2 separate regions of the Homo sapiens genome follow, and region 1 is linked to region 2. Evidence: chromatin loops called from intact Hi-C (ENCODE). Cell type or tissue: GM12878. All regions are shown on one strand. Links, peaks and the distances in the headings refer to the core of each region. The heading gives the core; the rest is flanking DNA. Region 1 has its middle 37 kb from the start of ZBTB7C. Region 2 overlaps CTIF (cap binding complex dependent translation initiation factor).

What was found. Hi-C counts contacts between places; a loop is a spot of excess contacts. Peaks named below come from ENCODE experiments on the same cell type or tissue, not always from the same donor. Only the 100,000 strongest peaks of a DNase experiment are listed, where the experiment ranks them.
Region 1: it touches region 2 in a loop (13-fold over the local background); 3 of 110 quality-filtered maps call a loop at or near these places.

Annotation. Positions count from the first base shown.
Region 1 is chr18:48,445,415-48,448,319 of GRCh38, reverse strand. No RefSeq gene overlaps it. Among named protein-coding and RNA genes, the nearest start is that of ZBTB7C, 37 kb to the right of the region's middle. RefSeq lists an enhancer at 2,488-2,782. In GM12878, for the core only: CTCF peaks have their summits at 1,518 (motif pointing right) and 2,659 (motif pointing left); a DNase peak (open chromatin) is centred at 2,639.
Region 2 is chr18:48,662,810-48,665,714 of GRCh38, reverse strand. It overlaps CTIF (cap binding complex dependent translation initiation factor), which reads right to left. Exons shown (of 12, transcript NM_014772.3): 4 at 1,890-1,963; 5 at 1,164-1,268. Among named protein-coding and RNA genes, the nearest start is that of MIR4743, 6.3 kb to the left of the region's middle. In GM12878, for the core only: a CTCF peak has its summit at 1,272 (motif pointing right); no DNase peak of the experiment used is centred there.

The sequences.
Region 1 (2,905 bases), core at 204-2,703, 220 kb after region 2:
GAGGGAAGTGCCACACTTTCAAACAACCACTTCTTCTGAGAACTCCCTCACTATCACCAGATTGGCAAGGGGGAAGTCGGCCTCTATAATCCAATCACCTCTCACCAGGCCCCTCCCCTGACATGTGGGGATTACAGTTCGAGGTGAGGTTTGGATGGGGACACAGAGCCAAACCATATCAGGCCCCAAGGCAAGAGAGGGCTGGCATCCTGGAAGAGGGAGCTGGGAGCAGCCACAGAGGTGTGTGTGTGGGGGTGGGTGGTGTGGCGTGGGGGGTGGGAGTGGTGGGAGCTGAGGTCAGGCTGTAGGACCTGGCAACCTGTGCAGAACACCTTGGATTTTACTCTCAGTGGCATGGGAAGCCATTGGAAGGCTCTGAGCAGAGGAGAGACATGATCTGATGGGTGCTTTACAATATCACTCATCAGCCATCATCACCTTGGGTGCTGCATGAAATGAGACTTGAGAGAAGGGCAGGGGCTGGAGCATGAAGAGTGTTAGAGGCCAGATGAGGGAGCTGGGCCTTCATCATGAGGTCAATGGAGAGCCATGGAGGAGTTTAGAGGAAGGAGTTAGTCCTCATCCTTATCTTGGAATAGAAGGCTCTAAGCACAGAGAAGTGAGGTCACCCTTCCCGGAACACACATAACTGGATAAGGTGGCTCTGGGATGGAAACTGAGGTCTTCAGATTCCTATCCTCGTTACTATGAGCTTTCTCCTGAATAACAACAGGAGACATTTACTGGGCATTTTCTCAGATACCAACCCACTTATCTTTCAAAACAACCCTGGAGGTAGGCAATATTATGACTCTCATTTTACAGACAAGGACCCCAAGGCACAAAGGGGTTAAGGAACTTGTCTGAGGTTACATGGCTAGAAAGTGGTAGAGCCGGGATTGGAACCCAGGCAGCCTGGATCAGGAGTCCGTGGAGTCAACCAGTGTGCTCCAGGGCCTTGCTAAGTCCTCCAGCCATGTGAATAGATGGGTGGGAGAACCGGGACTAGTTTCTACGGTGTTTGCGGAGCCGAGTCAGCTCTGTACCTGCCTGTACTCAGACCCCCATACTTTTCCTGCATCCTTAGTCCATTCCCACTGAGACCCCCACTGCAGTAGACATCGAAGGAACAAGAAGCGCAGCGGAAAATTAGACGCAAGAATTGCCTCCCCAGGAAGATATTCAAAGCTGCTTCTTAACTTGTTGCGCCCCCAGATCCCTCAGATCTTGAGTGCCCTGGGGAGCCGCCGTGCCCTCTCGGCCATAAGCAGAACACAGAGCGGCGGCCTCTTGTGCGGTTTGATCATGTGAACCATCCCGGTTGAAAAAATGAAGGGTATCGAATTAGGAATGAAAATGATTCTTTCCCCAAGCTCTGAATGCACTCCAAAATCCCTAGGGGGAGGCTTGGGTTTGTGTTGGCAAAGGAGGAGCTGGTGGAAATGTCTGCAACTCAGTCTCACGCTTCCTCCTTCTCCCTGACTGATTGCCTTAACAGGCGCCGAGGCTCTCCAGCCGACAGGCCACCAGAGGGCACCCACAGACAGGGCTGGCAGTCTCGGGCGGGCAGGCGGGTTAGCGTCCTCTGAGAAGGCCGGGGTCGGATGTCGTGGCACTGCAGAGAGAAAAGCATACACAGGAGCCGAAACACACTGAGCAGGCCCAGGACGCGAGAACGTGGATCTGGAGCCACACCCAGCCCGTGGCCTTCCCATGCAATGGCTGTGACAACTCTCCGGTTCTGTGGCCTATGCACCAAAACAATACCTGTGGGCTCTGTCTCAGTGTCAAACTGGGATTATGTTTTTGTTTCCAAGATTAATTTGAAAAAGGTGACTGGGCATGGTGGCTCACGCCTGTAATGCTAGCACTTTGGGAGGCTGAGGCAGGAGGATCCCTTGAGCCCAGGAGTTCAAGACCAGCCTGGGCAACATAGGGAGATCCTGTCTCTATTTAAAGTTTTTTTTTTTTTTTAATTTTGAAAAAATAATTTAAAAAGAAAAAAGAAAAAGGCAAGTCCTCTGTAGATGTGTAAAGACCACAGCTAGAAGTGACTACAGATACTACTTTATTAACCACCATGAGGGTCAACTGACCCAGGCCCCCAAAGTTAATTATCCAAACCCTGGCGACATTGGCTAGTGGTGGTTTTAGCCCAAACATACACATATGTACCCACATCTCCCATGTGTTTATCACACTGAATGAGAATTACCTCCTTATTTACATGGGGACCTGAAGAGCAGGAACCATATCCTGTGAATCTCTGTTCCCAGTTGAACTTTAATGTATGTCAAACATATATAGAACATTTGGTTCCATTTCTCCAGCAAAGCCTGGAAGACAAGAAACATGATGCTTTTGTGGATTCCAAGTAGAGAAAACCTTCCTGTTCTGTGGCCTGGGATTATTTCCAACTAGGCAGGTCCATGATTTTAGGACGGCGGTCAGCAAACTATATACCTAAGCCAAATCTGGTCCGTTGCCTGTTTTTGTAAGTAAAGTTTTATTGGAACACAGCTATGCACATTCATTTACTTACTATCTATGTCTGCTTTTGTGCTACAGCAGCAGGGTTAAGCAGTTGCAACAGAGACCATATTGCCCCACCTACACTGAATGTTTGCTCTCTGGCCCTTTACAGAAACAGTCTGCTGACCCCTGCTGGAGGAGGACACAATAGCAGCCTTGGGATGTGGCTGGCAGGAGAGCTCCTCCTTGCTTCACTGTGGTGATGGTGGGGCCAGCAGAGCCCCCAAGGGATGCTAGCCATGCCTTGGGTGTGCTATGGGTATGTGAAATCTGCTTCGTGGGGACAGCCTTGCTGAGAAGCCAAGGGTCCTGCACAAGTCCTTCCAGTTCTTGATACCCAGCTGCAGTGCTAGAGTACCTGTACCCTAGCACA
Region 2 (2,905 bases), core at 95-2,594:
GTAAGTATGCAAAATAGATTAATTAATAGAAACAGAAAGCAGATTGGTGGTTGCCAGGGACTGGGGGTGGTGATGGGATGGGGAATGATTGCCTAGTGGGTATGGGGTTTTATATTGGGATGATGAGAATGTTTCAGAACTAGATAGACATGGTAGTTGCACAACAGGTCTAGCATACTAAATGCCAGTGGACTGAACACTTTATAATGGTTAATTTTATGGTATGGGAATTCTGCCTCATTAAAAATTATATAAAACTATAAAAGAAGGAGCAGCCATTTGTCCCACACCTCTGTGTCTCGCTGGAGTCACATTCCCGTCCTGAGGTCTGCCCAGGCTGTGACACCACTTTTGAAAAGGGAAGGCAACCCTGCCACACAAAGTCATAGAGGGTGAGAAAAGCCAGTGTAAAATCAGGCATGACACCAGCTGCTCCCCAAGTGTGGTCCCTGGACCAGCATCAGCACCCGCTGGGGAACTTGTTAGAAACACACAGCCTCAGGCCGGGCGCGGTGGCTCATGCCTGTAATCCCAGCACTTTGGGAGGCCGAGGCGGGTGGATCATGAGGTCAGGAGATCGAGACCATCCTGGCTAACAAGGTGAAACCCCGTCTCTACTAAAAATACAAAAAATTAGCCGGGCGCGGTGGCGGGCGCCTGTAGTCCCAGCTACTCGGGAGGCTGAGGCAGGAGAATGGCGTGAACCCGGGAAGCGGAGCTTGCAGTGAGCCGAGATTGCGCCACTGCAGTCCGCAGTCCGGCCTGGGCGACAGAGCGAGACTCCGTCTCAAAAAAAAAAAAAAAAGAAAGAAACACACAGCCTCAGTCCACACCTACGGAATCACAGACTCTGGGGTGGGCCTGTCCTCTGTGCCACCGCCCAGGTGATTCTGCTGCGCTGGCGTGGATTACTGACAAGCAGGGCCACTGTGGGTCATCAGGAGCAGGTGGGGATGGCATGGCTAGAGGGGGCTGGGCAGAGGGAAATGGAGGGATTCCAGGAGAAGCCAGTGAGCCTGCAGCTCTGGGACGCATAAGAAGAGCATCCCGGGGCATCAGCCACCTGAGTCCCCTGTGCAGCAGAGCAGCCTCCCTGTGGAGGCAAAGGCCACTCCCGTCCCCTGCCCCACCCCACCCTGGGTAAGAGCCCCAGCACCCCTTACCCTTCGCGGTCGATGTGTGGCAGGGGCTGCTTGGGCGTGTGTCGGACTTTGCGGTGGAACTGGGTGAAGTCCAGCTTTTCCGGCTGCAGGTCCCAGGTGGCACCACTAGAGGGCGAGGGAGGGTGAGAAACGGAGGCAAGAGGGCAACAGCCCAGTTACTGACGGAACCAGGGGGCCAGGCTGAACCTGGCAGAGCAGATCCGCAGAAAGGAGCCGCCAGGGGCCAGGCGGGGAGCCCCACTCAGAATGGAGCCCCAGGTGCCACCCCTCACCTTCCTCACCCTGCCGTGGGAAAGTGCATGCTTATGAAACAAGTGTGGGCCTGATGCCCATTGCACAGCGGCCTCTGCAACACCTGAGTTTGTTTTCGTGCCCACATTTGAGGAAGGCCAGGGAGAGCAAGGGGCCAAATGCCAGTCTCCAGCCTCTGACAAGCAGCTCAAAGTGACGACCCGGCCACCCTGAGGTAGATGAGGCAGGCTAGTGGGAAGCGGGGCCCAGCCTCTGCAGCCCCATCCCGGGGGCCCTCCCCATGCCTCCACTGTCTCCCGTTGACACTCACCGCCTCCTCTCTCCGGCCTTCTTTCCACCCCATCCTTCCTACATCCCCTACTCTGCTTCTCTCTGCCTCTTGCTCATGAACCATCAGCGTTCATTCCGTCCCCAAGGAAGCCAGTTTCCCCGGCTGGACCTCACACCACAGGGAAGGAGGGAGGAGGAGGTTACCTGAAGGAATCGAAGGTGTTGGCCGCCCAGATGTCCGTGCCCAGCATGTCCAGAGAGTTGTCTTTGCTGCCATTCTGGAAGAGATGGGGGTGAAAGGGCTGACATTAATTGCTCGGCCAGGATGCTGAGAACACGGGGCCAGGGCCTGAGGGGCTGGGGGGCTGGAGTGAGCCCCCAAGTGAGTATGGTGGCTGGTGCACCCAGTCAGAGTCAGGGGACTGCCTGGGGGTCTCCTGGCCTCCCCCCAGGCATAGGCCCTCGTTTCACTGAGGTTTTATAGATGTATACAGAAGGGTCCAGGCCCCTGCTGCCCCAGGCCCATGGCTCTCTCCTCAAAGCCTCCACACCCAGCAAGGGCTCTGTACCACCCAGAGCCACCATCACCACTGCCAGCCTGATGGCTGAGGCTTCTCCCCAGGGAGGGGCTCTGCAGAGCCAGGCCCACTGGGGAGCCCATGGAGGCTGCCTTCCTTCACAGTTCAGTCCTACTCCCCAGAAGCCCCCACCGACCAAGGCTACACCAGCAACTGGATTTCTCTGAGTCGAGCCGATCCTCCAGTGTTCCCTATGTGACCCACCCCAGAGACAGAAACCTCTTTACTCAATGCAGCTTCTATGATTTGGTTTCTCTGCTCTCTGGCTGGTGAGCTCCCTGGCAAATTCTCCAACCCCTGACCGCACCTGATGCCCTCCAGCCCTTCTTACCCCTGCAATCTGGTTTCCATCGTCACACTCTTTAAAACAATACTTCCACATCCACCTGAGCTGAACGTGTGCACGCCGTATGACCCAGAAATTCACTCCCAGGTATAAACACACAGAAATGTGCCCGATGCTCACCAAAAGACATGTACAGAAAGCGTATACAGCAGCATCCGCCATTACAGCTCCAAACTGGAGACCACCCACATGCCTGTCATCAGCTGATTCGATAAATAAACCGTGGTATGTTCACATATTGGAGTATCACACCGCAGTGAGCACAAACAAAGTAAAATAACATGCAGCAATATGAA